Linked DNA regions of Mus musculus: region 2 is linked to region 1. The links are chromatin contacts, found by Hi-C or POLR2A ChIA-PET in ENCODE. All regions are on one chromosome and are shown on one strand. Each heading gives the region's core, a stretch centred on a gene start or an enhancer-like site at or near the end of the contact. The rest is flanking DNA. Distances are from core to core; before and after follow the strand shown.

What was found. A loop is a pair of places that touch in the nucleus more often than their neighbours do. ChIA-PET counts read pairs that join two places held with the same protein, here RNA polymerase II (POLR2A).
Region 2: a loop to region 1 is called in a map of heart, with 7 times the contacts of the local background. The contact joins the promoter of Fnta here to the promoter of Hgsnat in region 1. A Hi-C loop is called at or near these places in 3 of 37 maps with a recorded cell type or tissue (heart, left cerebral cortex and regulatory T cell). POLR2A ChIA-PET finds 5 or more read pairs at or near these places in 1 of 5 experiments (Patski).

Annotation. Positions count from the first base shown.
Region 1 is chr8:25,973,740-25,978,868 of GRCm38, reverse strand. It overlaps Hgsnat (heparan-alpha-glucosaminide N-acetyltransferase), which reads left to right and starts at 2,125. Exons shown (of 18, transcript NM_029884.1): 1 at 2,125-2,344. The coding sequence starts at 2,158.
Region 2 is chr8:26,012,735-26,017,863 of GRCm38, reverse strand. It overlaps Fnta (farnesyltransferase, CAAX box, alpha), which reads left to right and starts at 2,254. Exons shown (of 9, transcript NM_008033.4): 1 at 2,254-2,483; 2 at 4,309-4,394. The coding sequence starts at 2,284.

The DNA of each region.
Region 1 (5,129 bases), core at 876-3,375:
TGGCTGCTCTGCACAGTGAGCAAGAAGAATCCACTTGAGAGAAGCCTTTCTTGTGTCTGAGGCTGTAACACCAGAGGCAGTAGTGCAGAGACACTCACCGTGTGCTGGAGCAGCCCGGAGTTTTGGGCCCATCAAATCCTTGCCTCTTAGCACCAGTTAGCCTCTGTCAAATACTTGGCACCTTGATCTTCCAGGTTGACATCAGTCATACTGCCTTTGTATTGGGACTCTAGAATTATCAAGTAGTTCAAATGAAGCATGTTAGAATGATGCAGGGTGTACCCGTATACCTCTTTACTACCCAGCCTAACAAGGACGCTGCCAGTTGGAGCCCGCCAGGACACTGGCATGACATTTTGCTCTCTCCCTCCTAATCATTGCTTGAATATAGCATTTATCTTTCCATTTGTAAGAAATATCAAATATGAATCTTTTCTATCAATACAAAACATGTTTAGGACAGGGAATTTAAAAAAAAAATTTAATCTCCCCCACCTTGTAAGACTTTTATGAGAATGTTTTAATCCTCCCTACCCAGTAAACCCTTTGGATTCCATAAAGGCCCACTGCACTTATTTTAGGAATTTAACAGCCTGGAGCAGTGACTCTTTTTTCTTGAGTACAGCGAGACCTTTCCTCTTCCTCCTTCATTTCCTGTGGGCCAGTCTTTTTCAGACTAGCTAAATGGATAAGATTGTGAAGTCGGGCTCTAGCCACTCCCTGAGCTATAATAAAAACCAGATTCATTTCTATCTCGCTGTGTTTAAGTGTGACACACAGAGCACACCCTTGATCGAGAGGAAAGTAGTTTGCCTTGTCCAGACACTTCGGGTGCAGTGATGGTCTCTTTCTTTGTGACCCAGAACATATTTCTAACATATTGTGGGGGAGTCCACCAGAGAAGACTACTTGGATATGGGTTTAAGCCAATAGGAAGTCCTTATTAGCTGGTGAACTCTTTAGCACAACACTATACCCTGTGTTGCAATACTCTAGTTAAAAAGAACAGTTAGCCAAAAGCCAAAACCAAGGTTATTATCTTTAGAGACTTTCCCAGAACTATGGGTTTTGATGGATTTAGGCCTTTGTTTTAGTTTTGGTGGGTGCTACATTTTATATGCTGATTATAGAACATGAATGGGTCTTTCACTAAGGCAGTTGTGCTCCAGTCTGGGGATCCATTACAAAGAAATATTAAGAAACATGTTCAGAACTGGATTCAGTGACATTGGAACCTGAAACTTTTCAGCACAGGGTGTTTTGTTTTGTTTTTTCTTTTTTCCATTAAATCTTGGGATCCATTCTATACGTTATAATTTTGACCACTGTTGTGTTTAGTAACAAAAGAATGTGATTCTTTAAATGAGGTTGCTGGTATGTTTCTTTGCATAGTTGAATTTGTAAATGAGTCCATCAAAAAAAGTAAATAAACTCATTACAAAGCTAAGTGCAACCAGTTTCCCCTTCATCATCCTATGGAAGCCTCTCACAGGTGGAAATGGGAAGATCTGTTGTTCATTTCCACTGCTGCATGGCGCGATGCTGTCTCGTTGACGGCCATTCAGATTGCCCACACGATTTTGCAACTACAATTTTATTACAAACATCATGCCTGCCCTCTTTCGCGTGTGATGGTTTCTCCCGGAATACAGACAGCAGTGTGGTTTATAAGGTCCTCATCCCTGGACACCTTAAACTTCCACAGACTGGCAGCAACCTGTGCAAGGCCAGAAACAGGAGACCTTTTAAGGGGTGTATCATTCACTCTAGGTAGTGAACGCCCAGAGTTTGTGCGTGTAAGGGGGAAGCTCTGTAGTCATTTTTACTAAGGACTCTCCTAGAAGGTGAGTAACACGTATCTGTACGTTGAAAGGCTAAGATGCAAGAATTTAGAACGTTCAGGGAATGGTGAGGGAGTGGATGACTGGGAAAGCAAAGACCACTCTTTTGCGGTTTTCTCCCGATGGGACAGAAACACTGTGCAGAGGGTAGAAAACAGCCTGGCTGCCCTCCTATGGTGGACACTAGCTGGACGCATGCTTTCCCAGCTGGGCGGGGCTTAGGAAGCTTCCGCGGGGCGTGCCTAGGAGGGAGCGGCCCCGCCCTCTCCCCGCCATCCCCTGCGGGACAGGAGCGGTGACGCCACGGGAGCGGGCGATGACGGGCGGGTCGAGCTCGCGCAGGCGCCGGGCAGAAGAGCGCAGCTCGGCTGCGGGGACAGAGCGCAACTCCCGGAGAGAGGCTGTGGGAGGCATGGGCGCGGGCCCGGCGCTGGCAGCGCTGCTGCTGGCCGGGTCGGTGCTGAGCGCCACGCTGCTGGCCCCCGGCCGCCGGGCGGAGCCAGGTGAGCGAGCGGCCCCCACGGCTAGGGGTAGCGGGGACCGTGCGTGGGCCTGCCCCGGACCTCCCCACGGCCCGCGGGGCGCAGGACTTGAGCGTCGCGCCCGGTCCACGCTGGGGTGGACCGCAGTGCCGGCGTCGCAGGAGCCGCGACCCGGGTCTGGCTTCCCAGGTTCAGTTGAAGGACCTTGGGGCTGGGTGCTCTGTCCGTCTCCGAATTCACCAGGGGGAAGGGTGAAAAAATAGGAATTCTGGGACTTCTCTTGACTCAGGTCTGAAGGTTCATAGGGTCCCGCAACTCCATTTCACAAACTCCTATCGAGAGGATAGTTTGGGTCGAGGACTGAGGCAAGTGAACACCCACTTCTACCCCAAACCCCCACCCCTTACCTTTATGCATTGTTTGGGATAGGGCCTGTCACCTGGCAAGGTATGTCACCTGCCTTTTTCCTATCCATCTCATCCCCTTTTCTGTATAGAAATTGGAATGTGGTGCCTGTGTTGAACACCCCTTCAGCTTCCAAACTTTAAAAAAGACATTGAAACAATGCAAAAAGCACGAAGAACGGTGTGAGTTACAATTTGCAATTACAACCCGTCCTTGGGAGGAGAGAGTTAAAAGAAAATCCTGCTGAGTTTGGGGTCTGGCCAGGGTGTTTGAACTTTTCACTGCTGCTCTTATTTGAAGCTTCCTGGGGGGGCAATTCTGACGTTCAGCTAGGCCTGAGGGACTCTACATGCTCCCAAATTATATAGTAACAATGTCAAGCTCTTTCTGAGCCTAAAACCCACATGGCAAATCTAAGCGTAAAACATACTACTAAAGACTAAGAAGTAGAAATCCAGCCATTCTGTCCAGGAAAGGATGCTGTTGTATAGGGTGAAGAGTAGTTGCACAGGGAGTTACTCTCACTGGAAAAGGAAGACTGTCAAGAATGAACGGTAGGTAGCCTGGATAGATGACTCCAGCTTAAGAGAATTGGCTGCCCTTTGATACCACCTACCCATGTCAGGGCACAACCACATATGACTCAAGTTCTAGGGGTTCTGATGCCATCTTCTGGCTTCTTTGGGTACCAGGCACTCATGTGGTATGCATACATACATACATACATACATACATACATGCAGGCCAGGCACCCAAACACATTTTAAAAAATTAACAGGAGGAATGAAAAAGAAAATTATGACAGATCAAACAAATAAACAAGCAAACAAAACCCCTAAGAATACCTAGGTTTAGGAAAGCCGTTAAACGAATATTCCAAAACTCACAGGATATGTAAATGGCTGTGGTGAGCTTTGGGAGGACATGTTCAAATTGCTGTTTTCTCTTTATCCAGCTGAAAGATGAGGGAGAAATCCAAGGGCTGGTGGAGGCCGGAGGGACAGAGCAGATACGCTTGCGTCCTTTCTGGAGTGTGGTAACCTAGGAGTTAACTACTGCCCCTGACTGAACTCCACTCCTACCTACCTCCCAGCAGGTCGGACCTAAAGCAAGTTGGTTGGTCTCTCTAGGTCACACAGTGGTGCCTGCCTGGAGCACCAGCTACTTGGGAGACTGAGGCAGGAGGATATCTTGAACCCAACAATTCAAGGCCAATCACTGCAGTGCAGAGAAGTCCCCACAGGAGGGGGAAAAAAAGACTAATCTATCGTATAAGACTGTTAGGATGTGGCACACAGTAAGACAGTCATCCTTACCAGCTACGAGTCTATGATCTCTGCAGATGTCATACTCCAGCCCCACCGAAAAGGACTGGAATTTCACAGTACTTTTGAGATGGTATTAACATTTTTGAAAAGCTATTTTTGGGGAAAAAAAATCTTTGCTCACAGATGTTCATTCTTTTTTTTAAAGACATCTTTTTTTTAAGTTTTATTTATTTATTTTGTGTATAGGAGTACACTGTCATCAGACACATCAGAAGAGGGCATCAGATCCCATTACAGATGGTTGGGAGCCACCATGTGGTTGCTGGGATGTGAACTCAGGACCTCTGGAAGAGCAGTTGGTGCTCTTAACTGCTGAGCCAGCTCTCCAGCCCCAGAAGTTCATTTTTAAATGCTGTGTGTGTGTGTGTGTGTGTGTGTGTGTGTGTGTGTGTGTGTTTGTGTGTAATGTAAATGTGTTGTCAAGCCTAACTCTGCTTGAGTTGAGTCCCTGGAGTCTATGTGGTGAGAGGAGACACCCCAGTCCTAAGTGAGTGCCAACTTAATGATGTCATCAAGCAAGTACCTCTTGATTGAATGCTGGAGCAGGGAGTCTTAGTGCCCTTCAGTCTTGTCATACACGTCATATGCCTTTCAAATGTGCCATTAAAGCGAGGAGGTTCATAGTCTTCCACCAGAATGGTGGGGTGCAAGAGTTCTCAAACTTTTACAAGGCAGAATGGCCCAGGAGTCTCGCCCACCTGCACATGTGACTCGGGAGGGCTGCAGTCTGTATTTAGGTTTTTCTTCCACTCAGTGTAAGTCTGACTTGGTTGCACTGTTAGTTCTGGCAGCTGCTCTTGGCTTTGCGTGGCCTTGGGTTGGAGGCTGTTGTTGTGGCTGCAGCACGCAACTGGTGAGTGTAGCACTGGGGGCAGATGATCTCGTCATCGTTGTGCTTCTGGGAGAGCTGTAGGTGCAGGCTGGACTGTTCTGGATCACGTAGTCCAAGAGTGTCCAGTCATGCTCCAATGCTGTTTGCTGTGTATTAAGTGCTGGTGGTCAGGTTGGGCGCCATGGTTGGATCTTGGTCTTAATATTCCACTGGGTTGGAATTCACGGATGATATTGCCCGT
Region 2 (5,129 bases), core at 1,005-3,504, 39 kb before region 1:
GTCACACTTCCTAATGAGACTATGGGGGTACATTTTCATTCAAACCATCTCATTGGGCCTGGTGTGAGATTTTTGAAATTTCAGTGCCCATCACCAGTGACATACCTCCAACAAAGCCGCACCTACTCCAACAAGGCCAGACCTCCTAATCCTTCCCAAACAGCTCCACCAACTGGGGAGGAAGCATTCAAACATGAGCCTCTGGAGGCCATTCTCATCCAAACTGCAGTGATCTATGAAAGATACTTCTTAACAATCATGCCGAGTAAGCCACTTACAAGTTTTAAGTCCTTTTTATTGATGTCAGACCAAGAGCAGGCTTATGCCTCTGAAATCTCTTGGTGCTCATGCTAGGGTTAGAGGGCTCTTAAAGACAGAAACCGCAAAGACTAGTTTACATCAACGTTAGATGGGAGTCAGTGTGATCTTAAAACATTTATTCCTGGCAGAGCATAGTAATTATTTTAGATATAACATGTCAATTATTTTTGACATTTCTAGTTATTTCAGTTTACTAATTACTTTGACTGATACATCTAGGCCATAGAAATCCCAAACATATTGTCAAGGCAGATGTGACCATTAGAGGGAGGAGGGTAGGGGGCTGAGAACTGTCTAAGCAAAGTAAAATGCAGTCAGGACAGGATAGCCTCCCCCTAGTCATCTCAGAGTCCCGGCTGCTGAGACCCCTCTCCCTCGGACTCCTGTGTGCCTGCTGGATCCTGTTAGATACGGACTGAGTGAGGGGAAGAGCTCCTTTGTTGTGGACACTTACCGAATACATTTCGAATAAACAGAACTTTCATCTGCACTGGAAAATACAAATCCATTCCACCCTAGTTCCCAACCTATGGAAGGTCTTAAGGGAGAATCCAGAGAACAAAGGGAATTTCTTTTAAGTTCCCCCAAAGGTGGGCTCCCTTCTGGCAGGTAAGTCTCAGTCTCTCTCTCTCTCTCTCTCTCTCTCTCTCTCTCTCTCTCTCTCTCTCTCTCTCTCTCTCTCTCTCTCTCTCTCTCTCTCTCTCTCTCTCTCTCTCTCACACACACACACACACACAAACCACAAGGTAATGAGTAAATAATATATCCACCTGCCTCTGCCTCTGCCCCTCTGCCTCTGCCTCTGCCCCTCTGCCTCTGCCTCTGCCTCTGCCCCTCTGCCTCTGCCCCTCTGCCTCTGCCCCTCTGCCTCTGCCTCTGCGCCTCTGCCTCTGCCCCTCTGCCTAAGTGCTGGGATTACAGGCATGTGCCACCACTGCCCAGCCAATACTAGCATTTCTAAATCCTGGGTTTGATCACTAGCACAGCTGCACTGAGAAACTCAGCACAGAAAAGTTGGTTTGACTGATAACACCTGTGGGCTATTAGGATGTGGGGAAACTTCAGCTAAGATCACATACCGACCTCTGTTGGAATCCCAAAAGTCCCTTTTCTACCCTATAAAACCTCCAAGGCCCATGACCATCCTTGGATTTTTTTCTAATTAAAGGACAGTATGCTTATAAAGACATTTGTCTCTTTTATTCCCACTTTGCCTCAATCGGTTCTGATTTAAGAACCTTCCCTAGAATATATGGTGACCAGACACTATGGTCTTTGCGCTGCTGCGAATGAACCTGGTGCCTATTGTATAGTAAATATTTGTTAATTGAATATATCTATTCTCTATATTTAGAAAGGAGTTCTGCACAGATCCAAATTTAATTCCAAAGACACCCCCCGGATTAATAAAATGCTGCTATTTTATTATAGGATTATATAAACGCCTAGCACTGAAAAACATGTAAAGTGTGAAAGAATGTAAAGACCCTTTTAAGGTTAAAGTGGAAGCCTGAGGGGGGAAAGAGGTGGCTGGCTGTGCACCGTTTGCAATTCTTCACACTCCTAAGATGGTCCAAAAGAAGGGGGCCGCTGGGGACTGGAGATGTAACTCAGTGGTAGAGCACATGCCTAGCATGTGCAAGTCTTCCGGTTCCATCCTAAGCGTTGAAAAAGAAACAAAAGCAAGGAAACAGAAAAGTTACCCAACAAAGGAAACAACAACTAATAACACTGCTTGCCAATTAGCACCTAAAGGCCTCTGAAAACCTGCATTCGGGAAGGGGGCCCTGGAAACACAGCAGCGAGGACAGTAGGTATTCAGGCCAGGCCTCCGGGCCGGGCCCTCTACCCCACGCCTCTATGGTAGGACCCGAGGAACCGGAAGTGGGCCTCGCCGGGGGCGGGGCGGGCCGCGGAGGGGGCGGGGCCTCCACCACCACCTCTGCTGCGGACGGAGGCGAGATGGCGGCCACCGAGGGGGTCGGGGAATCTGCGGCAGGCGGCGAGCCGGGACAGCCGGAGCAGCCGCCGCCCCCGCCTCCGCCGCCGCCAGCACAGCAGCCGCAGGAAGAAGAGATGGCGGCTGAGGCCGGGGAAGCGGCGGCGTCCCCTATGGACGACGGGTTTCTGAGCCTGGACTCGCCCACCTATGTCTTGTACAGGTAACGCCCTCCTGCGGGCCGCGGCGCCAGAGGCCCGGGGCTGAGTGCGAGCGACGACGACGCAGCTCGGCGGACGGGGGCGCCCTCCGAGTCCGCGCCGCGCAGCCCCGGGTGGCCGCAGGCTGCGGCGGCGCTCTTCTGAAGCTAGGGTGCGGTGACACTTCCGTGGTCCCGCAGTGCTGCCCTGCTGAGAGCCGTGCATCATCCGAAAGGCGCCCTTTTGACAGCTCGCTATGGGATAATGTCACTTAAGCGGCCAGATCTGCTCTTTACAAACACTGTCGGGCCTTTGCGTGCCTTCTGCTGCCTGGAGAGAACTTTCCTGCCTTTCCTTCATCTTGGCCACTGTGCACATCCCTTCTGTCTTCCTTTCCATGTCCCCTAGTTCCTTGTCAAAAAGTACTTACTGTTTTTTGTAGTTCTACCTAAACCCTTTAGGTGACTCATTTGCCAGGCTTTCAGGAATGAGTGAAAGGCATTATAGAGGTTTCTGCAGTTGGATGACTTGAGATTGGTTGTGGGGTCCCATAGCTTCAGAACTTTCCTCTGATTTATGAATTATGTTCTTCGGATGGCTGATTTCCGAAGAACTAAATGACCGTGTTTGCCGTGCCTCTCTCCAAACTATAGGATATATATATATACATATATACATACATATGTATATATATATATATATATAAAATTAGCAGGTCATTCTTTTCCCCATATTCTTACATAAGGGATGCAATTTCAAGGTTAACTGCGTACCACAAATGTCTGCTGTCAGTAACTGATTAGTATAGAGAAGAAGAAAAGAATGTAAGTCAAGGCTGGCCACACTGAGCAGTTCATGGAAGTCTCCAGAAGTGCCAGTTGTTGCAGTCATACTGTTGTTTTGAGACTGTTCCCTGGATTGTTAGCATGCATACAGTATGCTATGCAGGTTTTAAGTACTCAAAATTATTCCTTCTCAAAGTTGCCTTCCAAAGTTGACTGGTAACATTATCTTCATCTTATAAATGAAGAAACCAACATCCAGGCAGATTAATGACTTCACACAGGAAGTTGTAAAGCTAATATTCTGGCTTAGGCAACTGTCAGATTCCAGAGCCTTCTCTCCCTCATGCTAGGCAGGCATCTCCACATGCCAGGCCCTCCCTCTGCCTAACAAGTCCCTCTGTAGTGACAATAACTCATAATGCTTCCTTGGACTTTGGGGGGAGTGTTGAAGTATCACATGTAGGACTTTGCGCCTGTGTTCTACCTCCTGAGATACATCCCCAGTCCTAATTTGAGTTTAAAAGGTTAGTTCCTACTAAAATGCATGTTTAAAAAAAAAATACTAACTCCAGAATCTTACTAAGTAAATGGGGGAGGCTAATTTTTAAGTTAAACCTTGGATACTTTCTAGAAGACCACATTTTGCCACACCATAAATTTGAAATTGTTGATTTATTAACTTTTATTTTTTAAAAATAGGCGTTTTCAGCCAGTTGGTGGTGGTGCATACCTTTAGTCCCAGCACTCGGGAGGCAGGGGCAGGTGGATCTTTTGTGAGTTCAAAACCAGCCTGGTCCACAGAGCAAGTTCCAAGGCTACACAGAGAAAACCTTGTTTTCGAAAAACCAAAAAAAAAAAAAAAAAAAAAAAAAAAAAGAAAGAAAGAAAAGTATTTTACTGTATGTGTGTGTGTGCCTTGTGTATGTCCAACCATTAAGATCTCCATTTGATTGAATGATTATTACCAATTAAAAACAAACAGAAACAAAAAACAAAAAAGCACCAGAATTGTTTTTCGTCTAACATGTTTGCATATAATCATGGGGAACATGTCTGTTTTCAGGGACAGAGCAGAATGGGCTGATATAGACCCAGTGCCCCAGAATGACGGCCCTAACCCAGTGGTCCAGATCATCTACAGTGAAAAGTGTAAGTTTACATTTATTAGGAAAATAGCTAACAAAGTTGAAATTTACAACCATATAATAAGAAAAGTGAGAGATTTTTGTTTACTAAGAACCTGAATTACTTTGCTGAGTTAATATCTTCTTTGTCATTTATTTGTCTTTGTATTTTATTTAGGAGATGGAGATAGTCAAAGCAATGAATGTTACATTATAATACATACTAGCTATTGTATCATTGTGCTTTTAATTTGCATTTAAAGTATAACAGATGGATTACTGTTTTGTCTAAAATAAGCTTTAGTTGTTCAAGTACCATCATTTTAAAATGTATTTTAGCTGTGTAGTGCACGCCTCGGTTAAAATGTATGCAGTGATGTTTTCTTTAACAAAGTAGCCTTTTCTTACCATGAATGTGAACTCTTCTGTAACTAGGAGGTCATACAGATGTTGATTGTTCTTCTCAGCAAGGGTAAATAGATGTAGTGTTATTTTTGGAATTTTATGTGTTTGTATGTTTGCATGTGTAAATTTTTTACTCCCAGTTAATGCTTTGTTTTCTAAGATCATTTCTTTTTGCCAAAATAATTTATTGATGCATTTACTGATTATGAAGTCATGGTAACAAGTGTTTTTAAAGGAAGAACAATTAGAACAATGGTATGCGGGTTGCTGTATATCAAATATGAAAATGTAGTACTGAACAGTTCATTAACTGTCCTAGTACAGAAAGAAGACGGGTCATAAGCCTCTTAGATAC